Regions from separate parts of the Homo sapiens genome. Here all the other regions are linked to region 2. Evidence: chromatin contacts called from ENCODE Hi-C or POLR2A ChIA-PET data. All regions are on one chromosome and are shown on one strand. Each heading gives the region's core, a stretch centred on a gene start or an enhancer-like site at or near the end of the contact. The rest is flanking DNA. Distances are from core to core; before and after follow the strand shown. Region 1 overlaps ARHGAP26 (Rho GTPase activating protein 26). Region 2 overlaps KCTD16 (potassium channel tetramerization domain containing 16). Region 3 overlaps ARHGAP26 (Rho GTPase activating protein 26). Region 4 has its middle 300 kb from the start of PRELID2.

The links. Hi-C counts contacts between places; a loop is a spot of excess contacts on that map. ChIA-PET counts read pairs that join two places held with the same protein, here RNA polymerase II (POLR2A). Pooled maps may share reads with other maps.
Region 1: a map of naive thymus-derived CD4-positive, alpha-beta T cell shows a loop between it and region 2 (4-fold over the local background). The contact joins two enhancer-like sites. A Hi-C loop is called at or near these places in 1 of 168 maps with a recorded cell type or tissue (naive thymus-derived CD4-positive, alpha-beta T cell), 3 of 37 single-sample maps with no recorded cell type and 11 of 50 pooled maps.
Region 3: a map of endothelial cell of umbilical vein shows a loop between it and region 2 (2.8-fold over the local background). The contact joins two enhancer-like sites. A Hi-C loop is called at or near these places in 1 of 168 maps with a recorded cell type or tissue (endothelial cell of umbilical vein) and 3 of 50 pooled maps. POLR2A ChIA-PET finds 5 or more read pairs at or near these places in 2 of 52 experiments (H1 and OCI-LY7).
Region 4: a map of endothelial cell of umbilical vein shows a loop between it and region 2 (5-fold over the local background). The contact joins two enhancer-like sites. A Hi-C loop is called at or near these places in 1 of 168 maps with a recorded cell type or tissue (endothelial cell of umbilical vein) and 1 of 50 pooled maps.

Annotation. Positions count from the first base shown.
Region 1 is chr5:143,182,047-143,185,672 of GRCh38, reverse strand. The region is part of intron 20 of ARHGAP26 (Rho GTPase activating protein 26); the gene reads right to left. Among named protein-coding and RNA genes, the nearest start is that of ARHGAP26-IT1, 8.6 kb to the left of the region's middle. RefSeq lists enhancers at 1,811-1,860, 2,181-2,340. Within about 2 kb of position 2,117, at least 8 of the 41 ENCODE cell types and tissues checked have a DNase peak (open chromatin) inside an H3K27ac peak, as active enhancers do.
Region 2 is chr5:144,188,149-144,192,301 of GRCh38, reverse strand. All of the region lies in intron 2 of KCTD16 (potassium channel tetramerization domain containing 16), which reads right to left. Among named protein-coding and RNA genes, the nearest start is that of KCTD16, 19 kb to the right of the region's middle. Within about 2 kb of position 2,346, at least 10 of the 41 ENCODE cell types and tissues checked have a DNase peak (open chromatin) inside an H3K27ac peak, as active enhancers do.
Region 3 is chr5:143,118,015-143,121,700 of GRCh38, reverse strand. It overlaps ARHGAP26 (Rho GTPase activating protein 26), which reads right to left. Exons shown (of 23, transcript NM_001135608.3): 18 at 554-713. Among named protein-coding and RNA genes, the nearest start is that of ARHGAP26-IT1, 73 kb to the left of the region's middle. Within about 2 kb of position 2,365, at least 2 of the 41 ENCODE cell types and tissues checked have a DNase peak (open chromatin) inside an H3K27ac peak, as active enhancers do.
Region 4 is chr5:145,529,474-145,533,056 of GRCh38, reverse strand. It overlaps a transcript of PRELID2 not described here. Among named protein-coding and RNA genes, the nearest start is that of PRELID2, 300 kb to the left of the region's middle. Within about 2 kb of position 1,541, at least 4 of the 41 ENCODE cell types and tissues checked have a DNase peak (open chromatin) inside an H3K27ac peak, as active enhancers do.

The DNA of each region.
Region 1 (3,626 bases), core at 868-3,367, 1.0 Mb after region 2:
GAATGGCAAGGATTGATACTTGCTGAACCGGATAAAGTAGTGGAGTTAAGGAAGGAAATAAATAGCCTTAGGGTGTGTGCAGCCATTTTTTGCTTTTGGAAAAATTTGCTTTTGGAAAAGCAAAAATAAACAAGGAGGACTCCAGGGCTCTGCTTAATTCAAATATTCAGAGCCAGCTTACTTTCTTTCTACTTCGTTTTTGGTAAAAGAAAAAAAGGAGGGATGCCCCATAACATATATTTTTAATGCAGAAATTTTTTCTTAATACAGAAAGAAACTTTGTTGTTTCTAGCTATAAAAAGACTTCATACTTATTGTTAAAAAACAACAGGCAAAAGACAAAACCAAACCAATCTTATCAGTACTCCTACTCCAGGTACCACAGTTAACACATTAGTGACTATTTTAGAACCTTTCTTTGTGTATATATGTATCCATACATATTTCATCTTGTGCATTAAAATGACACCATAATTTACATACTTTTTCACTCTGTTTTCTTCAACAAAGTAGTTTTGTTATGTAATATCCCCATATTAATAAACAGTTATCAGCAATATAATTTTCAGTAGTTGCATTGTAGTTCATGGCTGTGTGAAAACTACCCAACCATCAGTATTGTTGGACATTTAAATTATTTCTCTTACTATAGTAAATAATACAGGGGTAAAAATCCACTCACTGTTGCATAGACCTCTCATTAATTCCTTCTGATAAATACTAGGGGTGCAGTGGCTGAGTCAAAATATAAGCCCATCATAAGGCTTACAACACGTATTGCCAGAAAGGTCGCACTCCTTTATAATCCCACCCCCAGTGGGGCAATTTGGCCTCACACACGTTCCTTCCCTCCTCTCCCCTTTTTCAGTCTCTTGAGTATATGGATTTTGTTGCCTCTGTCCAATGAACTCATCAAGACTTGCTAAGGCAAAAATGGGGCAGATCCAGTCTAGGTTCAAACCATCCCTCCAAAAGAAATGAAAGCTCTAAGAGGGGACTTCTCTGAACCACTGCAGTGTTTCAGAACAAGGGGGCCGATGAGAGACAGGAGGGTAGATTTGTTCTCCCTTAGCCTCTTCTCCTGAATTAAGAATTACTGGCTTCCCCCAGTCCATCAGTCAGCAAGCTGAGTCTGAACACTGAATTATAGCAAGGGAATGAATGAGCTTTTATATAGTAGATACACACATGCTGCACACACACAGGCACACAGACCCCCACCCACGGCACCTCCAGCTGTGATGCTGGAGACACTCTGGCAGGTAAAATGTCCCTCCATAACCCTCAGGGAATCACCAGGGAATGCTCCTTATACATGTTTTTACGGGAGAGACAAAAGGATAAGCAATAATACATTAATTCAGGTTAGGGGGAGGCCTGAATATTTGTAATGAGTATTTCAGCTAGTCCAAAAGAGGCATTCTCTACCCCCTAATGGGCAGGAAGGGACAGCTGGCATTTCAGACTTGGCAGATCCCTCCTGAAAGATCAATGTTGTCTCTGTATTGGATAGCCTGATCTGGTCCAAGGTTTATTTGTTGAAATAGATAATGTAATATTCAGACTGTCAGCATTTGCACACATACACTGCTTTCCCTTAACCCCTTTCCCCCATGAAACTTTCAGAATCTAAATACTTTACCCCTTTATTCAAGGGTCAGAGTTTCTGAACAGGGGCAAAGGGAACTTCAAACCATTTGGTTACCATGAGGAGAGGAAAGAAGGCAGGAGCATCAATCTTTAAAAACTACAGGTTATCCAAACTTCTACTGAAACTTAAGAAAATGGAGTCCTTCCCCAAGTCCCTTCTACTATATTCTCCACCAGCATCTCTGCCTGCTTAGGAGCACGACAGAGACAGGCGCAGAGACACTGCTGAGGAGCCACAGGACTCACACTGGTAGTCAGAGACCTACATCAGACACTAAGGAGTTGGTGGAGGAAGCCATTCCCCTGGTACGCCTTCGCCCATAACCAGAGGTAGGGGTGGCGTCCGAGGAGGCCCCGGGGGAATTTCCACTGGTGAATGCAGCTGCTGCTTTCTTGGCAACTCACAGTACGTGTGGGCAGGGAAGAGCTCAAGAAATGAGTTGCCTGCAAGCTGCTCCCCGGCACAGGATGGACTGTGGGTGAGTTTTGCAACTGTTCAGGATAAGGCCAACTCCCGGTGGGTTAGCACCAAAGCTGTGAGCTTTGTGTTCTTCCAGAATAGTAGCTGAGATGAGCTAATAGTACTAAGAGTTAACATTTACTGAAGGCTTATTACCAGGCAGGTCACGGAGCACACGGCTCTCATTATCTCCTCAATCCCCACGATAAGATCAGCAGGCAGGTCCTACCATTAGCCCCATTTCACAGGTGAGGAGACCATGTATATGAATTTGGCATTCTGAGGAATCACAGAAAACCTTCCAGGACATTTTAATCTGGCCCTATGCCAACCCACCTCTTGCCCCTCAGCTCTGTAAATATTTGGCAAAGCACTGTGTTTATACATCTTTTGTGAGATTATACTGCCACCAAGAACAGCCGAAATTCCCCTACAGGCCTTATCTAGGAAAGGAAATGAGGTTTTTTTTTCTTTTTTTTTTTTTTTTTTGCCACTTTTCATTTGCATGAGGCATAAGGAGAATAACCCTAAAACCAAAGCAGCTAACCCATTGTCAACGTGTTGCATTCAGACAGTCAACAAAGCCAGACAACCACGGGGCCTGCTGGGGCACTTCCCAACTGGTAGCACCAACTTTCCAAAGGATCTATGTCACACAGGATTAGGAGGACTACAATAAAACCAATGACTGTACCCTAAAAATTAATTTTCTTGACAGGATTTATGGAGATGACTATTTACATGGGGCTTGATTTTGAGAATTGGGTGGATAACGACAGAGTGACTGTTTACTTAAGAGAACTGGCATGGCCAGGCCACCACACACATAGAGCAAGGGATTTGTCTTTATAGCCAGGAAATTTCAGGGCTATGAGTATATAAAAATCAATTGTTATGTGAATTATCTCCTAGGCCAATTAGCTAGAGTAGACAATAAATGATCTTGTGCATCTTCCATGTTAATGACAGGGTTTGGGTAAAGGAGTTCATAGCTTATCAACAAACCAAGTTTTATTGTTTTTTTAAACTAAAACGGATTCACTTAACAAATATTTAGGAAGCATCAGAGCCAGGTCTTGTCCTAAGTGCTGAGAATCCTGTGATACACAAGACAGGACAGGCCTTACTCTCATGGAGCTTAGTGTCATGAGGAGAGACAAACGAGTGAAATACCGGGCAAGAACATTTCAGAGGGAAACCTATGGAGTTTCCCAGTTCATCATCTGCAAGCCACTCTTCAGCAGATGATGAACTGTGGATGAGTTTTGCAACTGTTCAAGATAAGGCCAACTCCCAGTGGGTTAGCACCAAAGCCGAGTGCTTTGTGTTCCTCCAGAATAGTAGCTGAGATGAGTTAACAGTAGTAAGAGTAGTAAGAGTTGTCAACTCTTACTACTATTAGGGAAATAACACAGAGTGATGTGGTAGACAGTGATGGGTGTGGGGACAGAAGGGTCAGGGCAGGCTATAGCATGTAAGGATCAGGGAAGAACCTTCTGAGGCAGCAGGAGCAGGT
Region 2 (4,153 bases), core at 1,097-3,596:
TCAAGATCATCAAAGCCGACTTGAGACGTCATCAGGATTAACAATCTAGAGTAACAGAAGGGGGCAGTGTTATCACAGTCTCTTGCATCAACCTGAAACCTTGAAGAAGAGAAACTGAAAGTCACCCTGAGTAACACTGTTCACTTACCCAGCATCCTCAACTGAGTCCCAATTTCAATTACTAATTTCTTTCCACTTGTGAAGTCTTAAGCTCCCAAAGTCAGCAATGAGATGCCCCCTTTGGTCCACCAACTTGACATACCCTGCCAAGCCCTATAAGAAACTGATCCCTTCTCACTGTAGCCTCAAGAAATGCAAGCCTGTCTCTACATTTACCTTCATTATTAATTATTCTGCCTTTTACAGCATGAATGGTGAAAGAAATTCACTTGTATTGACCATATAAGAAAAATACTTTATATTTAACATGTTATCAGAAAAGGCCTAAAGTTTATTTGTACTGCTGAAAAAAAAAAAAATGGAAATACGCAGCTCCATGCAGAAGCACTGCCGCAAACACTCACTGTTAGCCTGAGATGCATAGAAAAACAGGGAACTGTCTCGGCTGTTGAGATAATTTAGCAGACAAGTCTAGAGAGAGATAAGTGGAGGCAAAAGCTGGTAAACACCCCCAAAGAGGAGGTGAGATTTCTTAAAGAAATCTGAGGAAGGATAACTCAGCCAGCTGTCTTCAGGGCTTAGGGAGGGAGGATGAGAGGAATGAGAGGAAATATCATGACTAGACAGAGTTGCTATTGCACTTTGAAGGACAGGTGGAACCTAGAAAACAGAAGCTAAAGGTTCTATGTAGAAGGGAAAAGTGGTTGAAAAAATATGTGTGTAAGTGTGTCAGGGGGTATATGGAGGGGAGCAGCAGTTGGGAAAAGAACAGTCAATTATCCAGTTTGGCTGGAGCAAAAGGCACCAGTGAAAGAACAGTGGAGGAGTTTGAACTTAATTCTGTAAACACTAAGTAGTCATTGTGAGTTTTTGAGCAGAAATGACAGAAACAAGTTTCTCAACGACCACCACTTCTACAGAGTAACTCAGAACTCATCTACCCTCTCCCCAGCATCCCTTTGCTCACTTATCAGGGAGGACTTCCACCAATGATTCCCATTCAATGTCCCCACTGACAGGTGTGGCTTTGACATTAAAGCAATAAGAATTTCCGTTTTTACAACAGTATTAAAAAATATTTTCCCTCTATCCCCCAGCCATGAAAGAAAGGGAAATAAAGATAAAAGCTGCTCTATTACCCATTTGGCAAAGTGAAGAATGGTGTACATTGAATGTCGCACATTAACGACAATCAGTGAGGCTCACCTTCAGCAGAGAATGAGAATGTTTTATGTGTGTTGTGGTGTGTGTGTGTCTGTGAGTGCCCATTCACTCATTCATTCAGTAAATGTTTGTTTAGTATGTTCCACATGCTAGGCATTGCCATAGGCAATGGGGATTCCACAATGAACACAAAAGAGCTGAAGCTCCTGCCTTCATAGAGCTCACATTCTAGACAATAAATGAATAAGCATATAGAATGTCAGATGATAATAAATATAGTGGAGAAAAATAAAATAGAATATTAATTACTATGTTACTGGGGAGGGGTATTAATAGCAAAGGGACAGAGGGGACAAGGAAAGAGGTAGGGGAAAAGTGTGTTCTTTAGTAGTTTAAGCTAAAAAAGGCTTTTTCCAGTCAGGTGAACTATAGTAAAGAAAGGAATTTTCATTCAACAATCAATCGTAATATTAATAGATATAATAATAGATACCAATTACTGAATCACTACTACATGACTGTCACTATGCTGAGCATTATTTCATTTATTCTTCACAATAAGCTTTGTTAGTGTGACACTTATAGGCACAAAGGAAAGTGAGGCATCGTAAGAAAGAGAGAGAACGGAAGGAGAGAGAAGCCAAGGTTCAGATAAGTCAAGTAGCTAGCCCAAGTGATCTTACGCAAATGTACAGAACGTGGATTTGAGTGCAGACACTCTGACTCCAAAGCCTGCACTCTTAACCCAGACACTGGGTTGAGGTACAGAGATAAATAAGTCATGGACTCTGCCTTGGAATTGCTCATAGTCTAGTAAGAGAGACAGACTCGTAAACAAATAAATCCAGTGCAGTGATAGGAGCTATAATAGAGGTATAATAGCGTTAAGGAGACACAGAGGAAAGAGTGACTAAGTGCCTGGCTGCGGGTGGGGTGAAGGGTTATCAAAATGCAGACATATTCATTTGTGCTTATGTAATTCATTGCTCTCGCTGGGTCTGGTTACTCACAACGAATCTGCAGTTCCCTCCAAAACCTTTTCCGGTGGATTTCCCCAGTCTGTCTTCACAGGTTGTGGGTTGTCAGCCTCATCCTGAATGCAATAAGTAGTTCTGACACAGAGGCCACATAAACTCTTTAAAGCCACTGTGGAGAAGGAAGGGAAATAACAATATAGCAGTCTACCTTAACTACCTTCATAAAAGGCTAAGGAATATGGCAACCATGTGAATTAAAATGAGATGACCAATATAAGGGAAAAGAGGAAAAATGCTGGCAAACCACCTGAAAAAACTAAAGGGCATGTGTATTGTGATACAAGGTGGCTGACAACAGTTACTCAGAAAGGAAAATTATATTCCGTGAAGGTCCTTATTACCTAGCACGATTTGCTTTAAGCCTCCATTCTTAACCTAGGTCTGCAAACGGGATTCACAAAATTCATGAATTCCCTGAAATTGTATGCAAAACTCTATGTACCTGCTCTACATTTTCTTTTTCTTTTTTCTTTTTTTTTTTTTTTGAGATGGAGTCTCACTCTGTCACCCCGGCTGAAGTGCAGTGGCGCAATCTAGGCTCACTGCAAGCTCCGCCTCCCAGGTTCACGCCATTCTCCTGCCTCAGCCTCCCGAGCAGCTGGGACTACAGGCGCCCGCCACCACACCCGGCTAATTTTGTTACTGTATTTTTAGTAGAGTCGGGGTTTCACCATGTTAGCCAGGATGGTCTCAATCTCCTGACCTCGTGATCCGCCCGCCTCGGCCTCCCAAAGTCCTGGGATTACAGGCGTGACCTGCTCTGCATTTTCTAGAGATCCCAAGAGTTCATCCAAATTTCAAAACAGTACATGTTCTCCAAGTAGGTTAAGAGCTGTGCGTTAAATACTTTCAGAACTGCTACTCCAGTAGATTTAAGTATAAAGAGCCTGGCATATCTTAGAGGGTCCAAAATGTCTAAGTGCATCCTTTGATATCATTGTTATTTATTGCCTTTATCAATGTGTTTGCAAATTACTGGTGCTACTTAGACACCCTACACATGAATATAAGGCCTTACCATGACAACAGGGCTTGCTTTTGATTATGTTGTGTATAGTTGATCTTTTATCTCTCTTTTGGAACTTCTTTGTAGAAAGATTCACTTTTCAAAGAAGCTGTTCACTCAGTATTGATTCTCAACTTTTTGTGGCAGGGGAGGGGAGGTGAGTATTTGATTAGGAATATTACAATGCCCCATTTGGTGTTTTCAAGCTGACCTCTCACCTGACTCTTTTCCACTCCAAACCCCTATTTCATAACTCAAGTTATTTATCTGTTGATACATTTCTCTTCATGTATATTTGGATCACCTTAGGCACAACAGCTTAAATTTTATTTTGGTTAGATGCCTCTTTATTACATTTGATTTATAGTCATTGAAAAAGTTTTGAGGATAGTGGAGAATCTTCCACCTTTTTACTGATGCTGCTCAATGACAAATTTGCCAGAGGTTGAAATGTCCTACCTACTAACCATCAGCCTAGCCACTTTTGGTTAAGCACCCTTTGTGGGTTAAAGAAAAGAGTTAGGATGAGAAAGCTTACCACCAGATGTATCATTCTAAACTCCATCAGGAAATGCATTCTTAAAACTAACTTTGACTATTTTCTCATGTACTTTCTCTTGACAGACATAAGAAAACAGATCTAGGATGAGAATGCGGCCTTAATGATTCCCTACTGCTAAATAACAGTAAATCTGGAAGAGGTACAAAGCTAATATCTATTAGCTTTTTGTAAGTACCAAAGGACAATACACATAGAAGGATCACATTAACAGAAAAATCCAGATGAAATGTAAGATATGGACAATTAATTACCAACCAAAACATT
Region 3 (3,686 bases), core at 1,116-3,615, 1.1 Mb after region 2:
CAATTCCCCAAAAGAAAAGACAGACCATAAAGACACGCGCACACAAACGGTACAAAAAATACAACACCATTTATAAAACTGAAAGACAAACTATAGGTCAAAATATTTGCAACACAAATGAAGAAAGTTTAATATCCCTAAAATTTAAAAAACTCATAAATTCATAAGAAAACAATCAAGTAAGAAATGGGCAAAGCATGTTTCCAAAATGAGGTTCATAAGAGTACTTCCTTCATTGAATTGTTGTGAGGATAAAATAACAATATACATATAAAGTATTTAACACAGTTCCTGGCACATAATGCTCAATCAATTTTACCCACCACTGCCACCACCATAACCATGGCTGTTGTCATTGTAACTACCACGGTTGACACCTTTACCACCAACCTTACATTATCATCACCACCATCACTACCACCACCAGCAACTTCATCGTCATGACAGTGTAAGAGTGATTAGCAATGCAAATCTGAGCCAACTCTGAAGGTCAATTCCAATGCAGCTTCCCCCCAGGTACATTCTTCACTGCAAGTGATCAATTACATATTACCTTTTCGTGGTTTTCTATTAGGATCTCAATGACAATGTTCTGAAATTTGATGTCCATGATGGCTGCTACTGTTTCTTCCTGAGGCCTCAGCAGAGTGGGTCCAAACACCACACCAAGGTTTGCCACCGTCATCAAATTCTGCTTGTGGTTGTTAGCAACACTGGGAGGAAGGAAAAGAAAAGGTACCAATGAGACAAATCGTGTACACAGAGATACCAACCACCCTGTATCCTTCCTATCTTCCTATTTATAGACTCCTCATCTGTAGGAGCCAGAACTTGGGTCATCGTCAGATGCCACAGGAGTCAGAAAATCTACCACATTTCAGAAATCTTCAGCATCCAGGCTATTTTGCTATTTCAGGATATGACACGCTTTATCATTTCCATTTTGCCTAGAACAACCAACCAACCAAAGCAACTATCTGCCAAATTACTAACCTTTGAACATCTGAATCCCTGTTTTGCAAGTCCAGGTAACTGCTAATCCCTCTTAATTACAATTTATGTACTTGGCAGCTGCTTAAACTGCAATCGTTAGCATTTTTCTCCATGGCAAATGTAAAACCTCTTGATGGCTTTAATACATTTGCAAACATAAGCATTAAATAGACATAATTTTTTAAATGGGCAGATCTGGATATTTAAAACCAAGTAAGGAAATTCAGCACTTTAGATGTAAAGTATTAAAGGCCGATCAGATTAAACATATGGCTCACATTAAGTGAAACAGGGCATAAACAGAAATAAAAATGCACTAGTGTATATTCATCTATATGGCTGTGTTTATATTGTCACTTACACTCAAAGTCTAACAAACACACAGGGTCAACAGTCGCTGACCCTGTGAGTAATTTGCTAAAGACGTAGGCATATTTTTGAATAAACAACTACTCAAAAGATGTATCTGAACTCCATACCCAGGCCACCAGGACCTAGCTATAAAACTCGATTGTTCACTTGCTGGCCCCATGTATAAAAACATATAAATCATCTACTTGGCAACAAATAAGTTAAAAGTTAATGCCATTCAGTTTTGTTGAGACAATATCAAGAGCTTCCCTAAATCACCTGTTACAAGAAGGAAGCTATTCATTACTAACTTGAAACTAGAGACAAATTGGGTAGAGATAGGCAGTTTGCACAGACCTACCTCCCTAGCATTTAGTGCTATTTATATGGAGTATTTTTTCACACAATTCTATAAATGCCTGCAGTGTTTCTCACTGTTTCTCTGGTCCACTTTTTTTTTTTTTAAGGAAGAAAAGAGATTATACTGCCTTAAGCGCTGGTTTTTAAACTGAGCCTTTATTGAAATACCATATCAACCAATTTTATTAGCAGATGTGTACTTTTCTATAATTTTTTTAGGGCTGAGTTTAACTTCCTCCTCTAAAGGTGGGCAGAGCATGGTTAGGTTTATGAAACTTTAACTGTGGCACAGCCCAGTTAGAAAGAGGATTTGCTTTTTGATTGCTAAGCAACACCTGCAGCAGGGAGAGTGGCCTGTTTCTGGTCCACATAAAGAATATTTTACAAACATTTTCTTAGTTCTTGCTGAGTCTCCTGGTTTTACTTATGTTTTCCATTCTACCCAGAATTACATCACATTTCCAGTTTGACAAAGTTAATGCAGATGGTCAAATTCTGACCTGGCAAGGGGGAGAGACTTCGGTTCTGTGCCTCAGTCAATCAGCAAGTATGCATATTTACAAGCTGCTTTTAACATCACTACTTTCAACATCAGCTCCTCTGTGTGGCAAGGAAATTCTATGTCCTTATACTTCCCCTCCCAAAAGAGCTAAGTCATTAAACTTAGCCTCTTGTCACAAAAGTCCCGTGTGCAAGTGAATCAACAAGCTATTTTTTTATGAAAGTACCTTCAAATTGTAGACCAATATAAAAATACACGGTTTGGATGATGATCATTTTTCCCCGTCAGGCTTCTCCACACTACATCTGACTAAAGTAACAGCCTCCTAACTAGGGTTCCTGACCCAAGAACCTCTAATTTCAGCTTTATCCTCCCTGCTATCAGCAGTTCCACCTAAAACTCAGCTCTCACACCTCCCCTGGGGAGAACACAATGGCATGGCACATGTGAATGTTTAGCAGTGCTTTTATTGTTTAATTGTTCTGATAATGACGACTGTAAACCTGTAGTGGGCCCCACTGTTTTTCTTTCTTCTTTCTTTTTTTTTTTTTATTATTATACTTTTAAGTTTTAGGGTACATGTGCACAATGTGCAGGTTTGTTACATATGTATACATGTGCCATGCTGGTGTGCTGCACCCATTAACTCGTCATTTAGCATTAGGTGTATCTCCTAATGCTATCCCTCCCCCCTCTCCCCACCCCACAACAGTCCCCGGTGTGTGATCAAGGCCTTTCTCTGTCATCCAGGCTGGAGTGCAGTGGCATGATCATAGATCACTGCACCCTCACACTCCTGGGCTCAAGAGAGCTTTCTGCCTCAGCCTCCTGAGTAGCTAGGACTACAGGCATGCGCCACCACACCTGGCTAGTTTTTAAATTTTTCCGTAGAGACAGAGTCTTGCTATGTTGCCTAGGCTGGTCTTGAACTCCTGGTCTCAAGTGATTCTCCCAGCTTGGCCTCCCAAAGTGCTGGAATTATAGGCGTGAGCCACTGTGCCTGGCCTGCCCGACTATTTTTAACACAAAGACTGAACTCTTATAAAACAGCATACCTTTCCTCAAATCACCACTAGGCCTGCCTGTGCCACCTCCCAGCTCTGGGTGTCTGGGCAGAGTGACTCAATCTTTCTAAGCTTTGGGTTCCTCATCTTCAAAAAAAAGAAGAAGTTGGGTGAATAACATACCTACTTCATGTGAATGTTGTACAGATTAAATGTGAGAATGCATGGGATATGTGGTAATTATCATACTAATTCACTTTTCACTCTCATTCCACTTCCACACCTCTCTGCCTTTGTCCATATCATTCCTCTGCCTGAAATGTTCTTCTGCTGCTTTCTTTGCTTGGCAAACTGTTAATATGCAAGGCTCAGCTCAAATGGCCCATTCCTTTCTGTACTTTCCTTTCACCTTTCTCCAATCCTCTATACCCAGTGAAGGCAGAAGTGTTGGCCTGCTCCTGCATTTATTACACAGT
Region 4 (3,583 bases), core at 292-2,791, 1.3 Mb before region 2:
GCTGTTATGAAAACCAGCATGGAGGTCTCTCAAACAATTAAATATAGAATTACCATATGACCTAGAAATCCCATTTCTGGGTGTTTATTCAGAAGAAATGAAATCAGTATGTTGAAGAGACATCTGCAATTCTATGTTTAATGCACCATTATTCAAAGTAGCCAAGATATGTAATCAACCCAAGTGTGCATCGACAGGTGAATGGATAAAGAAAATGTCATATATACACAATGGAATACTCTTCAGTCTATAAACAGAAGAAAATCCTGTCATTTGCAACAATATGGATTAACCCAGAGGAAATTATGCTTAGTGAAATGAGCCAGGCACAGAAAGACAAATACTACACGATCTCACTTGTATGTGGAATCTAAAAAAATTCAAACTTGTAGAAGCAGAGAGTAGAATAGTGGTTACCAGGGGCTGGGGGCAGGATGGGGAATGGGAAGAGATTGGTTAAATGGTAGAAAGTTTCAGTTAGACAGGAGGAATACATTCTGCAGATCTATTGTACAACAAGGTCACTATAGTTAAGTTTTTGTATACTTGACAGTCACTAAGAGCAGATTGTAAATGTTCTCATCACAGAAAATGATAAGGATGTGAGGTAATTGATTTGTTAATGAGCTTGATATAGTCATTCTACAACGTATATGTTTACTAAAGGATCACATTGTACACTCTAAATATGTACAATTTTTGTGTCAATTGTACCCAATAAAACTGGGGAGAAAAAAAGAAAAAAGAGTCTTACATCGATGATCTTATTTAATACTTTTCCAAGCCCTATGAGTAAGTATTGTTATTCATATCTCTATTTGGTGATGAAGAAGAGTTAATCACACACCTAATGAATGGTCTGGGTGGGATTAGAATACTTGTCCTTCTCACTTCAAAACTCATGCTTTTAACCACCGCATTAGAGACGTAAGGCAAGACAGAGAAGGAAAATGATGATGACGATGATAATGATAATCATGCCAACGGACATTTATTGAGCTGTTACTACAAGCCAGACATTATACTGCTTTGCATATATTTTGTCATCTAATTTCTACAACACTCCTGTGTGATAGTTTCTATTAGTATCACCATTTTACTTAGGAGCAAACCAACTTAAAGACACGAAATAACTTTCTCAAGTCTACATGGCTAGCAAGTGACAGAGCTAGGATTTGAATCAAGGTTCTTTGTGGATTAGCTATTTTTCTTAATAGTATAAATGATTTAATGGTAGAAACAGGACAGTAGATATTGGTTAGCAGGTTGGGGCAGGTATTTACACTTATTCTATGCCTAGATAAAATGTTTGTGGATCTAGGTCCTGATGATCCTTCTCTGCATGAGAGCAAGGAATCTGTACATTCAAACCCAGCAGAGAGGCCTTGCAGAGCCTGGGGAAATGGCCTTGCCGATGCACAGTCTGCAGAGGCTGCACATTTTAACGAGCAATGGGCCTTCCAGATTCCTTGTCTTTCCTGTTCTCCTGGCCTAAGCTGAGCGAGGAGTCCTGTGAGGTGAATCATACTTTCAGTGAAGGGTGAGACGATGGCCACTTGCCAAACAGTTTTCCAGCCTTTTCTTCAATTATCAAGGTTAGAGTTCTTAACTTTCACCCTTTGGAGGAAGTGCCTCAGCCACATGTGTCCAGCAAAACACAGCTTTTGACACTAGCCAGAAGTAAACAACAATTACCTCTCACTTGTCAAAACAGTCTCTTTTAGGGGAGAGAAAGTAATGAAATGGACAAGATTTTTTAGTCTGTGTCAGAACAGTCAAGGCCAGAGACACAGCATAACAACTCAAGGGGGGAATCAAGAGGTGTCCTTCCCCCACTTCCTCAATATACACAAGATCAGACAATGCACACGGGCTGCATGTATTGTATTATTGCCATGGAGGCATGCAACAAATGACTAGCATCCATATAGTGAGATAGATCAAAGAGCCCTCTCAGGGGTTGAATATATATATATATAGACTTTCAAACAACAGCAGAATTAAAGCCCAAGGCTTCACTTTTCTTTCAAAGAATTTACTTCCAATTAAAAAACAAAACCAAAATGAAAGAACTTTTGAACTATACCAGGACCTGGAGAGGACTTTGAAAAAGCTAAGACTTTCTACATATTTGCTCTCTCCTCTTCCCATTTTTTCTCCACTCAAGATGGAGTATTAGCGGCCTACTTACATGGCATGGTTCTAGTTCAGGATGTCTGTGCTTCTCCTTGGGCAATTATGACTATTACAGCTGCTCTCCTGCCCCCACCCACGACTAGCTTCCACTCAATTTTTACCTCCAGAAGGCTTTTTCTAAGTTAGTGATTGTGTTGTTGTTCACTAGCTCTCAATGCTTCAGTGACCTCTACTTCAGACAAGAAAAAGTCCTGATTTCTTAGCCTACTGTTTGGTACCATTGCCAACCGGTTCCTGCGTTCGTTACCAGAGTCTTGGCCTGTCTCTCCCTCCTTATTCTTTCTTCTCCATCTCAGCCACAAGAGTCTGGTTGCTGCTCTCCTTACTCATCATCGTCCTTCCTGTCTCTCTCTACTTGACCAATTTCCTTTGGACTAACTCCTCTTGACTTATTTTCTATTTGGTAAACTCCTACTCATTCTTCAAGGCCCAGGTTAAACAATGCCCCTGTGGAACTCCTCCTCTGATTCTCCAAGGTGTTATACTTTTCTCATGAGTTTGTAATGAATTATTTAAATGTGATCCCAATGTGACTGGGAGCATCATAAGGTCAAAAGTTGTATTTTTCTCACCGTGAGCAATCACTATCAACTGGCAATGAATGAAACAATTTTATGTTAATACTTGTTGAGTAAATTGAATGGCGTTCTCTATCTACTGTAAATGTATTCTGGAGAGGGCATTGGACTAGGAGTCAGTAGTCTTGAATTTTGAGTTACTCACTTGCTGTATGATCTGCGGCAAGCCCCGGCTTTCTCACCTGAAAAACAGGGATAATAGTACCCTCTTCTGAAAATCAGAGGAAAAATAGATGTGAAGTTATCTGAGACATAAAGCAATATTCTAGTGCAAATGATCTGCTTTCAGTAAAGCAGATCATTGTATAAAGCACTTGCTCTGGTCACAATATGAGCAGGAAGAAGATTGAAATAAATGGTCATCTCAGGCATTTTGATTATTACATAAAACGTGCTAATAGTTTAATCAAGACAGCACTAAGTAGGTAGGGATCAGACATTTCTCAGATATACTAACATAGACTTCAGGGCTTATGCTCAAATATCTCGTCAGAGAGTCGTTTAGTGAACACCCAATCTAAAGCAGACACATATTTTGTATCTTAACATTATTTTGCTTTTTTTTGTTGTTTGTGTGTGTTTACTGTTTGTATCTGTCACTACAATGTCAGCCTTATTAGAATAGGAACATTGTCTTGTTCACAGCTGTTTCCTAGTGCTTGGAACAGTGTGAGACATAGTAGGCACTCAGTCAATATTCCTTAAATAAATGAATTGTCATTCTCTGAGGACAAGTGACAGTATTGTTAAATTTCACACACAATCACGATTCTCAAGATAATTCAAATGGGATAATGTACATTAAAGTA